Regions from separate parts of the Homo sapiens genome. Here regions 1 and 3 are each linked to region 2. The links are chromatin contacts, found by Hi-C or POLR2A ChIA-PET in ENCODE. All regions are on one chromosome and are shown on one strand. The core of a region is the stretch at or near the end of the contact, and the rest is flanking DNA. Distances in the headings are between cores, read along the strand shown.

Region 1 (3,655 bases), core at 378-2,877, 350 kb after region 2:
AACAGGGAAAATGTATTGGTAATATCAAGGAGAATCCAAACATTGTACTGTCAGACTAATGCTTTCCATGGGTGAAAACTGCAACTGTCAGGTTAGATAAACATTTATTTGAAGACCTTGAGTTACCACTGAGACATTTCTGAGGCGAAACGCTAAGAAAAACGCATGTAATTGTCAAGGGTGGCAGGACAGTGTTGCTCTCAAAGTCCCGTCTGACTGACAGGGCAGAGGCTCTCCCTCATGGCCCCAATCTGCTTCCCGACAGCTCCAGGCTTTCCTCAGGAAGCTGCCCTTCACCTTTATCCACCTCAGGCTTGTCCTGCAGAGCCCTCTGGAGAACCAGCTTCAGGTTCTGCCTATTTTGACGCTGCCTAAAGGAGCCCACGAAGAAGTAAATGATGGGGTTGGCACTACTGTTTAGAGAGGACAGGGACATGCAAACCAGATAAACATGACAATATAAGACTTCCAAATTCAGGTGCATCCTGTAAATTAGGGCCCCCAGAATGCCGAAGGGCAGGCCGCAGAGGAGGAAGACCAGCACTGTGAGCAGGATGGTCACGTACAGCCTGGTCAGCGGCATCTTCCGGGATCCACAGAGGATCCTGACCAGCAGGACCAGGCTGGAAACACAGAGAACCACACATAAAAAAATCAGCCACGCGACTGGGATGAAATCTGACGTTTCACACCAACTAGAATCAGCACCACTAAACAGGAAGTCACAGAACCTCCACTCCAGCATACTAAACAGCAGGGACAGGCCCCAGAGCAGGACACACACGACCGCTGACAGGTGTGTGGGGCGGCGGCAGCGGTACCAGATGGGCCACAGAACAGACAGGCAGCGCTCGGTGCTGATGGCGCTCAGCATACTCAGGCCTGTAAAGTAGGGAAAGGTCATCACAGAAACGAGGATTTTGCGGATGAGATGGCTGATATTGATGAGGCGTAATGGCAAACGTATAATCTGGAAGCTGAGGAAGAGGAAGTCTGCTGCGGCCAGGTTGAGGATGTAGATGGAGACAGCGTTCCTGCGCATGCGGTAGCCCAGGAGCCAGAGCACAACCGCGTTTCCTGTCAGTCCGACAAGGGAAATGATGCACGTCAGCACCGTGAAGCTCAGGGTCTGATTGTAGCAAGGAGTCTCCTCACGTCCGTTGATTGGTGTCAGTTTTGTACCGAAGACTGGGACGGTTGGATCCATGCTCAGAAACCCTAGTCTGGTGCCCCTGGGAACACAAACCAGATGTGATCACCAGCTGTATCATCTCTGATTCTCCCCACCACCCTGCCGTATGGGATTTACTGTCCTCATTTAAAGAAGAGAGAAACAGAGGCTCGCAGATAATAAGTCACTTACCAAAGGTGGGGGTCCTCAAATCCAGTTTGAAATCCAGTTCTTGTTGACTCTGAAGCCTGACATCTCTCTACTGCCACACAAGTTCTGTGCTGACATGGGAATAACATTAGGATCAAAACACCCCCACTCATCCGGCCAGGGCTTTGGACCCGATGATTAATCTATCCTGGGTCTGAAATTTTCTTTCAGGTGGAGGAATTCAGATACACAAAGAGGTGGTTGTGACACACTCGTGACTAGGACTGGTCATCCATGGACAGGAAGGAAGACCATGCATTATGAACTAGAGGAAAATGTGACCTTTGCTAGGATAAGTGTGAAAATGGCTGGGCCTGGTGGGTGAGAAATAACTCAGTGTGTCAGTCATTGCAGACAGGACTACATTTTACATTTTATACTCCCAGTGCCTATTTCCATGAGCAGCACACTGTGCTTTTCATATACATTCATTCAATGAATGAATGCATGCATGAGACTAATGGTACTGGTAGATTTGGATGAAATGGAAAATAAAGATGAAAGCACAATGTAAGGTATTAGAACACACACGTATAACTGGATGAAGAAAATTTAATTCATCAGAATTCTATTTGTGGAAAGCTGTATCTGTGTTGAGAAGAATTCTTGATGTGTGCCCAAAACTTGAAATTGACCACTGATGTGCCTTTGAAATGAAGACTCAGTGTGGCTTTGCTGAACACCTAGAAGCATTTTTGTACACAGTGTTTGGGTAGGGTGTGGGTCTGAGCTGAATTACTCAGCAATAGAACAGAGGAAAGAGTAAGTGAAGATGAGGTCTGAGTGTAACTGACGGAGGTAATTGAAGTGTGGAAATATCTATGGGGGACTACTAAGTGTTCTGCTGGGTATACACAATGTAAACTTTTTGGTTCTCTCTTTCAGGAGATCTTTGGTAGCATTTCTTTGTTGATGCAAACATTTGTATGAGAGGCGTCCATGAGGGGAAATAGGCGATGTGTAGGGCTTGGAGTGTAAAGAGAGAGATTCATGCAGATTTCAACTGGAGAATGAGGATTAGGTCTAATCTGGGAGAATAACAGCAGCTGATTGAGAGTTTGTAAGGTATTGTCTCTTTTAATCACCCGAAGAGCCTAGGAGGTAAGAATTGGTATTATTCCCATATGGCAGATAATGCAATTGGAGCACAACGAAAGGGAATTATTTGTCCCAGGGGTTATGTATTACATAGTATGAATTTGAGTCCGGCAGGTCTGACTCACAATCCAGTCTTGGAGCAGCCCTTTATACCCAGCACCACCCTGTGTCGATTATATATGTTACAGGGAGTAAAGCAGAGGAGTGATTCTCAAGTTAAATCCAAGTTGGCAGCCAAAATTGTGGATTGAAAAAAAAACTGACCTAAGCAAACTCCACATAGAGAAGGAGAGGCAAATCAAAGAGGGAACAAAATAGAGGTGAGTGAATGCCATTTAGGAATAAATTCAGGAGTTCCTTTTTGCCTATCAGAGGTCACATTTGCTCTGGAATCCTGAGGATGCACAGGGGCAGGAGGCCTCCTGGTGGACAGAAGATGCACCCTTTGCTGGGAGTACAGAGAAGCATCAGGAGTGAATGCATCCATCATGAGCTCTCTTAGAGGGGCAAGGTGCCACAGCCCTGATTGGCCCAGAAAGGAAATGGGAGGAAAAGGAGAGCCTCTGTTATCCACACTCAGGGCACTAAAGAGTTTCTCTATCTATATTTATGGTATGATATGTTTGTCTTCCTCATGAAAACCAAAGCTCCATAAGGACTAAGTCATACCTGTCATTTTCCCTGTAGTATCACCAACATTTAGCCTGTGTTCCTTAAAGACCATCTATGGTATTATCCTCATATAACATAAGATGAAGCCAAGGCATAGAGAATTAAAGGGTTTTCCTGAGTTCACAACACGAAGAGCAAGTCTAATACCAGCCCCTGGTCCCTGGAACCCTGCATGAGGCTCCAGTTCTGTTCTCTGCCCCATCATTCATTATTTCTGAGGAGTTCCTGAAAAATCTTGATGTGAGCACAGAGTCAGAGACAATCAGGGCTGAAGAGACTGCTAGATTGCCCCAATATTCATTTTCCTCTTCGGTCACATAACAATTCTGAGAGTATAAAAGCAGCACAAAGACCCACATCCCAGTTTTCCTTGATGCTGGATGACATTGTATGACCAGGTGCTGTTAAGTGGAAGAATCACAAAGTGATGTAAGCAATTCCTTGCTCACAGGATCAATAGAAGGAGTAAAGCCTCTCCTTCCCCTCGTCCTTTTCCATAAGGCT
Region 2 (3,706 bases), core at 794-3,293:
TAAACAATATATTGCTGGGCACAGTGACTCACACCTGTAATCCCAGCACTTTGGGAGGCTAAGGTGGGAGGATCACCTGAGCCCAGGAGTTCTGAGGCCAGCCTGGGCAACAAAGTAAGACCTCATCTTTACAAAGAAATTAAAAATTAGCTGGGCATGGTGGCACACGCATGTGGTCCCAATATACATGGGAGGCTGAGGCAGGAGGATCACTTGAGCCAGGGAGGTCGAGGCTGCAGTGGGCCATGTTCACATCACTGCACCATGACCTGGGCAACAAAAATATATAAATGGGCTGGGCGCAGTGGCTTACGCCTGTAATCCCAACATTCTGGCAGGCTGAGGCGGGTGGATCACCTGAGGTCAAGAGTTCCAGACCAGCCTGGCCAACATAGTGAAATCCTGTCTCTACTAAAAATACAAAAAATTAGCTGGGTGTGGTGGTGGGCACCTGTAATCCCAGCTACTCGGGAGGCTTAGGCAGGAGAATCGCTTGAACCCGGGAGGCAGAGGTTGCAGTGAGCCAAGATCACACTATCGCACTCCAGCCTGGGAAGCAAGAGCAAAACTCTGTCTCAAAAAAAAAAAAAAAAAAAAAAAAAAAAAATATATATATATATATATATATATATATATATATATGTAAAATTTATTTTAATATTTATAAATGTTGCATTTATAAAATATATAAATAATATATATTACCTGGCATTCCTCCAACTCACAAAGGTACAGTTGCTCTAATTAAAGGGACTCCTGGTTAAGCCGTGGCTTTAAGAACAGTTTGAAAACCTTCTTGCTTTTAAAAGACATAAAACAGCAAGTAAAATGGAAGGACAGACAGACCTCTAGTTTGGTTTGACTGGAGCTGTATGCTTAACTAAGGAGCTGAAAAACAGAGGCGGAGGTTGCAGTGAGCCGAGATGGTGCTACTGCACTCCAGCCTGGGCGATGGAGTGAGAGTGACTCAAAAAAAAAAAAAAAAGAAAAAGAAAAAGAAAAACAATACCTATTAATAGCCTTTATTTGTGCGTGTTAGCAACAGTTTATAATGATGCTTCCACATGCTTTCAGTTAGGCCCTCCTTGTGAATGTGACCTTCACTTAGACGCCAACTTTGAAGGGAATCAATACTACGGCCTTGTTCTCATTAGGGCTGTACTAAAATAATTGAAACTGTCACACATCATCAAACTCAAAATTTTACAATACCTTGAATGACACTGTGCTTACAAAACTGACGGTGATGTGTAATGATGACTAATGTAAGTCACCATGAAGAATTTTTATGGGAAGTAAAAATTCAATTAAGATGGAAGTACCTACCCTTGCATTGTGCAAGGCAATGAAGATCTGAAGGAAGCCTGCCTTCAAGGGCTTGGATTTTGACAGCGGACAGGTACACAAATACAGCACCAGGTAAAATACGGCCTGTATTATCATTTATGGGTGGGTACAGAGGAGAAATTCTGACTTACGGAATGATTTCCTGGAGAAGAAATTACTATCTGGCTTCTTGTGAAACAAAGGCTCTACACTTTACCCTTGCCAACGTATAGTATGAAGGTCTTTAAGCTTAAAAAAAATCATTAATTAGAGGACCACTGGGCATCATCTAAGGCAAGTGTATGACTTTAGAGTCGGGAGAAATTTGCGCCTGAGCTAGAAATGCACTAGCCTACCATTATCACAAGAGCAAGTCAGTGACAGAACAGTTCTCTGACCGCCAGTGCAGTGCCCTCCCACTTGATCAATCAGTCATTAAGGCTCACTGGCAAGCCCTTCGTACTTCTTCCCTCTCCGGCACTAGCTTCCTTAAGTCGACTCTGTGAAATACCTGCTAATCTTATCCTGAACCAGAGTTTCGACCCTCGGAACAGTCTTGCCCACATCTTTGGGACCCGATTCGTCCTGCTGATTCCGGCACTCGAGGGGCGGGTTGGTTGGAACCCACCCCACCAGGCCCCTCTCAATCCCACACGGTGTCCACCCTTGCCCGCAGGACGGCGGCCCGGAAGTGACGTAGTGGAAGCGGAAGTGGTGTAGTGGTGCCGACTTCCTGTTGTTTGAGGCCGGGTTGGGGGTGTGCGATTGTGTGGGACGGTCTGGGGCAGCCCAGCAGCGGCTGACCCTCTGCCTGCGGGGAAGGGAGTCGCCAGGCGGCCGTCATGGCGGTGTCGGAGAGCCAGCTCAAGAAAATGGTGTCCAAGGTGAGGCTGCGACGCGCTCGCCTCCCAGGGCGCGCCCACCGCTCCCTTCCGCGCCCTGTCGAGTCCGTCCCGGCCCAGCCAAGCAAGCTTCCCAGACGGGCCGGAAGCCCCGGTGCAGTCCTTAGCGACCTCCTCAGAACCCCGCCCCGAGGCGCCTGTCGCCTGGTGCGGGAATCCCCGTACGGGAGCTGGGAGGGTGGGGGACGGCGACAGTCAACAAAGGCGTGGAGCGGAGGCTACCTGACACCTGCCGCCCACCCGCCCTCCTCTCTTCCACTGAGTTTGGAGCTGTCTGTGGGGCAGTGTAGTTTTTCGTTTGTTTTTATAAACACAAACAAGGGATCATACTTAGTTGTAGATCTGAGGCAATCCTCTACTCCTGTCCCAATCTAGGGATCCTCCAGTCTTAGCCTTTCTTTTGCCGACCCGCAGAGAGTGTGGCCTTTTCAGTTTTGTATTCTCCAGAAAAGAAGCGAAAATACCAGTCCCTTACTGCCCCAGGTGAAATACATACCATTACCATTTCAGGGATTTTCTAAGAGTAACTACTTTTAAGTGTATGCTTCTTATAACGCGTATTTATTTGCTTTGAGCTTAATTTATGATCTTCACGGCTCAAGACTAGTGTTTTTTTTTTCAATTTTTAAAAAAGCAGTTAAGCATTTTGTATTTTAAAGCCATGATTTATTTATATAATTACTTCAAACGTGGCACCTCACACCAGAGTGGAATGGCTTTTGTTATGTTTTGTTGTAATTTTCCAAAACTATGTAAAATGATTGAGAGTTGAGTCTTGACCAGTTCAACGTGTTAGCTTGGGATAGTTTTGTCAAAGCAAGAATGGTAGCAATCAGCGGTTTAAGCGGTTTCAATTTTTAATAAAACACACTATTATGTGTAAAACTTTTTTAAAAACAGACTTTTTCCAGTTAAATCGCCCCCATAGTTCTTGATTGAAGACCAAATAATCTCTAAGGAGAAAATGACAGCTTTCAAAATAAAGCATATATTGGTTGTGTAATCGTATATTTTAGGCTTCTTGGTTTTGTTTTGATAAACTTGTTATCCTTAGTTATAGAAGACATATGGGAAGCCATAGAAGATTGTGACCCAGGTAAAGATCCATGTTGTAACTTTTATATATCACTTTTTGAAAAAAACGGTATATTGTTTTACATAGTATGTAACTGAAGAGTATCTGTTCCATGACTCTTTTTTTTTTTTTTTTTTTTTTAGAGTCTTGCTCTGTCACCCAGGCTGGAGTGCAGTGGCACGATCTTGGCTCACTGCAATCTCCGCCTCCCAGGTTCAAGCGATTCTCCTGCCTTAGCCTCCCAAGTAGCTGGGGATTACAGGTGCCCACCACTTCACACAGCTGATTGTTGTATTTTTAGTAGAGACGGGATTTCACCATGTTGGCCAGGCTGGTCTTAAACTCCAGACCTCAGTGATCCACCGCTTTGGCTTCCCAAAATGATGGGAATACAGGCGTGAGC
Region 3 (3,883 bases), core at 749-3,248, 260 kb after region 2:
TAGCTGGGATTACAGGTGCCTGCCACCACGCCTGGCTACATTTTAGTATTTTTAGTAGAGACGGGGTTTCACCATGTTGGCCAGGCTGCTCCGGAACTCATGACCTCAAGTGATTCATCCACCTTGGCCTCCCAAAGTGCTGGAATTACAGGCGTGAGCCTTGGCTGCACTTTCTAATCACCCAGAGAGAAACTGAAAGTCCCAGTGCCCAGGCCACACCCCAGGCCAGTTTCTGCAGACTCTGCTGGGGAGTTGAAGGCATGGGTATTTCAGGTGATGCCAAGGTGTGCCTGAGATTCATAACCATCAACCTCTAGGAGGTGGTCAGTGATGCGTCTACCTGGCAAGAGCCCTGACCTCAAGCACAGCCGGGCTCAAACCTCTGCCCTGCCACCTGCTGACTGGCAGTAAGTCCCTGGGCATTGGCTTCAGCTGCTCTAAGTCTCAGCTTTCTCACCTTCCAAGATCAGCTTTCTCACCTTCCAAGAGAGGAAGATTGCGTCACAGAGTCATTCTGAAACTAAATGAGAAAATGCTGTGGTCCTTGTGGGGGCTTGAGGCACGTTAGTTCCCAGCTCTTGTCAAGAAGGCTGGAGAAGGAAGAATGGAAACAGAACAAACCAGGAAGGGAGCCCCTGACAGAGCGAGGCTAAAGAGCCCTGTACATTATCCAACTAGGAAATCGAAGGAGGAAGGAGAAAGAAGACAGAAGAGTCAACAGCCTTAGTCATACTCCTATGCGATTTATGCTGAGGGACATTTTATACCCATTGCAGGCCTTATTTTGCATCTTCTACGCAAAACAAACAGCTCAGGTGCTCCTGGAAAGGATGATTGTTCTTTCTCTGAGTAACTGACAACAATCCTCGACTCTCTAATCTGTTTAGCAGCTCCCCAGGCACATTGGGCAGCACAACCTAAGGCAGCGGCTCAAATCTTAAGGAAGCCCAAAAATACCCCGTGTGCGTTGTTACTGGATGCCCCGTCCCTTACGGCTCAGGAGATGTGTTTTTGATACACCTTGCAGCGGCTTCTGAAATGTGATCCATCCACTTAACACATCCTGAGAAGCTGCACTACGGGGAAAGGGGATATTCCCAGCAGCTCTGAAAGACTCGAGACAGGCAACCCAGCAAACCCTAGTTCCTGGCAGGCCTCAGCAACGCAGACACTAGCAACTCTGTGGTTCAAAAGCAGCCTTCCGAAAGCATCATTTTCCCCAGTTTATCAGGTCCAGGGTGATGTTTCTCTTCAGAAATCCTGCAAACCTTCTGAAGCCTTACCATCAAAAGCCTCGCCAAGGAACGAAAAGAAGCTTCGGCTGCTGACACCCAGGACCAAGGAGCAGAAAACCAGGCCCGTGAGAAGCTTCATGGTGCTGAAATGAAAGGAGAAGTCAGGCAGTCGCCCACAAGACTGGCACAGCTTCCCTTGGGACTTATATTCCGACGAGAGCCTGGTTATTTCCACTGGATCTTATTAGAGTCTCAGTGGCTCATCTAGGAAACCTTGCAGCAGGACCTCACTCAGAGCCAGAAGCCCTCGGTTCTGAACCCATCAGCCCTGAAGCCTGACTGCATAAGAGGATGCCAACGTGGCACTGATGGAGGAAGGCAGGAGTTACCACCAGACTGTCACTCCCTCAAGTAGCCTATAATTCCCCATAACGCATTTACCGTGTGTTCCCTCTGCCCCGCACAGAACTCAACATGGGATAAACACAAAGCAGGATCATTATTTTTTATTCTTAAAGCCTTTAGCACCTGGTATTCCCAGGTGTTCTCCCATCCAAGTACTACCAGGCCCGACCCTGCTTACCTCTCTAGATCAGAGGAGATAAGACACCTTCAGAATGGTATGGCTGTATGCCCCAGGATAACTATTTTTTTTAAAGGAAATGATAATCTTGTTGGGAAAGAGAAAACAGAGTAAGTTTTAAAAATCACTCCTTGGTGTGCTCCTCACCTGATCTGTGCTGTAGCTGAGCTGCGGGTCCCTGCCTGCCAGGGAGCGGTGGCTGCTATTTATACTGAGCCTTCCCTGCTGGTTTCTTGGGAGCGAAGAAAAGCTGGATGTGGTCCCTGGGGAAAGTCCCTGCAGGTCATTTCCCCTACAAAACGGTCTAAGACAAGTTCCTGGATGCCAGTGGTTTCTTCATCCCGGGTCATTTATCCCAGTTGTGCAACCTGAGGGAACAAGATGTGCCTGGCAGCTGTCAGGGCAGGAGACCAGCTCTGCTCCTCAGCATTGAGGGGGCTGAGGCTGCGGAGTTGAGAGTGGGAGCCCCGTGATGGCGGCACCTGGGCTGCTGGAAGGTGTGAAGTGAGGGCAGCTTTGAAGCCAGCTCCTGACTCTACCAGTCATTTCCTCAGGATGGGCTCTGCTGGGCCACATGGCAGATGCCTCTGAAATGAAGTCCCTCTGAGTTCATATCTAAAGCTTCAAAGCTGACAGACTAGGTCCAGCACAGTGGCTCACTCCTATAATCCCAATGCTTTTGGAGGCCAAGGCAGGAGGATCACTTGGGGTCAAGAGTTTAAGATCACTCTGTGCAAAACTGTAAGATCTTGTCTCTACGAAATATAAAAATAAATGGACCGGGTGTGGTAGTGTGCACCTGCAGTCCCAGCTACTCAAGAGGCTGAAGCGGAAGGATTGTGGGAGACCCAGGAGGTCAAGGCTGCAGTGAGCTATAATCACGCCACTGCACTCCAGCCTGGTTAACAGAGCAAGACCCTGTGTCTAAAAGAAAACAAAATAAAACTAGCAGCCTACCCCTGCCATGTCTCATGTGTGCCCTGGAAGGCTCCTTCCACCCCTCAGTCTAGATATCCAGAGATTTACCTCCTCAGCACAGAAAAGCCCTGCTCAGCTGGCCTAGTCAATTAGGAAATTAGGAAGGAAGGAAGTGGTCAGTACCAGAGCCCAGCAGGGCTGAGGCCAGGACATGCAGAGAGGCTGGTGGATATAGCAGCAACTGTGGTTTCTTCTTCTCCAGTCCGTTTTCACTCTTTTATTTTTTCTTTCTTTCCTTCCTTCCTTCATTTCTTCCTTCCTCTCTCTTTCTCCTTCCTTCCTTCCTTACTCCCTCTCTGTCTTCCTCCTTCCTTCTTCTCTCTTCCTCCTTCCTTCCTCTCTCTCTTCCTTCCTTCTTTCCCTCCTTTCTTCCTCTTTCCCTCCCTCCCTTCCCTCCCTCCCTCCTTCCTTCCTTCTTTTCTTCCTCCCTTCTTCTCTTCCTCCCTTCCTTCCTCTCTCTTTCTCCTTCCTTCCTCTCTCTTTCTCCTTCCTTCCTTCCTCTCTCTTTCTTTCCTCTTTTCTTTTCTTTCTTTCAGAATGCTATGAATATAGGCCTCAGGATAACTACTTTTTAAAGGAAATGACAATCTTGTTGGGAAAGAGAAAACAGTAAGTCTTAAAAACACTCCTTGGCATACTCCTCACCTGATCCTCCTCTCCTCCCCTCCCCTCCCCTCCCCTCCCCTCCCCTCTCTCCTCCCCTCTCCCCTCCCCTCTCCCTTCCCCTCCCCTCCCCTCCCCTGCCCTCCCCTCCCCTCCTCTCTTCTCCTCTCCTCTCAAGACAGGGTCTTGCTCTGTTGCCTGAGCTGGAGTGCAGTGGTGCAATCATGGCTCACTGCAGCCTCAGCCTCCCAGGTTTAAGTGATCCTTGCATCTCAACCTCCCAAGTAGCTGGGACTGCAGTTGTTTGCCAATATGTTTGAGTAATTTTTAAAATTTTTAGTACAGTGGGAGTTTCACCATGTTGCCCAGGCTGGTCTCAAATTCCTAACCTGCAGTCCTCCTGCCTTGGCCTCCCAAAGTGCTGAGATTATAGGCATGAGCTACCATGCCCAGCCAGAAGTTCATATCTGATTGCTTCTATTTT

The links. Hi-C counts contacts between places; a loop is a spot of excess contacts on that map. ChIA-PET counts read pairs that join two places held with the same protein, here RNA polymerase II (POLR2A). Pooled maps may share reads with other maps.
Region 1: a loop to region 2 is called in a pooled map, with 4 times the contacts of the local background. The contact joins the promoter of MRGPRX4 here to the promoter of TSG101 in region 2. A Hi-C loop is called at or near these places in 4 of 50 pooled maps. POLR2A ChIA-PET finds 5 or more read pairs at or near these places in 2 of 52 experiments (MCF 10A and SK-N-SH).
Region 3: a loop to region 2 is called in a pooled map, with 4 times the contacts of the local background. The contact joins the promoter of SAA1 here to the promoter of TSG101 in region 2. A Hi-C loop is called at or near these places in 3 of 50 pooled maps. POLR2A ChIA-PET finds 5 or more read pairs at or near these places in 2 of 52 experiments (Panc1 and WTC11).

What each region holds. Positions count from the first base shown.
Region 1 is chr11:18,170,809-18,174,463 of GRCh38, reverse strand. It overlaps MRGPRX4 (MAS related GPR family member X4), which reads right to left and starts at 1,627. Exons shown (of 1, transcript NM_054032.3): 1 at 184-1,627. The coding sequence starts at 1,207. The coding sequence ends at 239.
Region 2 is chr11:18,525,279-18,528,984 of GRCh38, reverse strand. TSG101 (tumor susceptibility 101) reads left to right here and starts at 2,043. Exons shown (of 10, transcript NM_006292.4): 1 at 2,043-2,210. The coding sequence starts at 2,169. RefSeq lists an enhancer at 1,774-1,883.
Region 3 is chr11:18,264,379-18,268,261 of GRCh38, reverse strand. SAA1 (serum amyloid A1) reads right to left here and starts at 1,998. Exons shown (of 4, transcript NM_199161.5): 1 at 1,966-1,998; 2 at 1,284-1,378. The coding sequence starts at 1,374. It also overlaps the pseudogene RNA5SP334.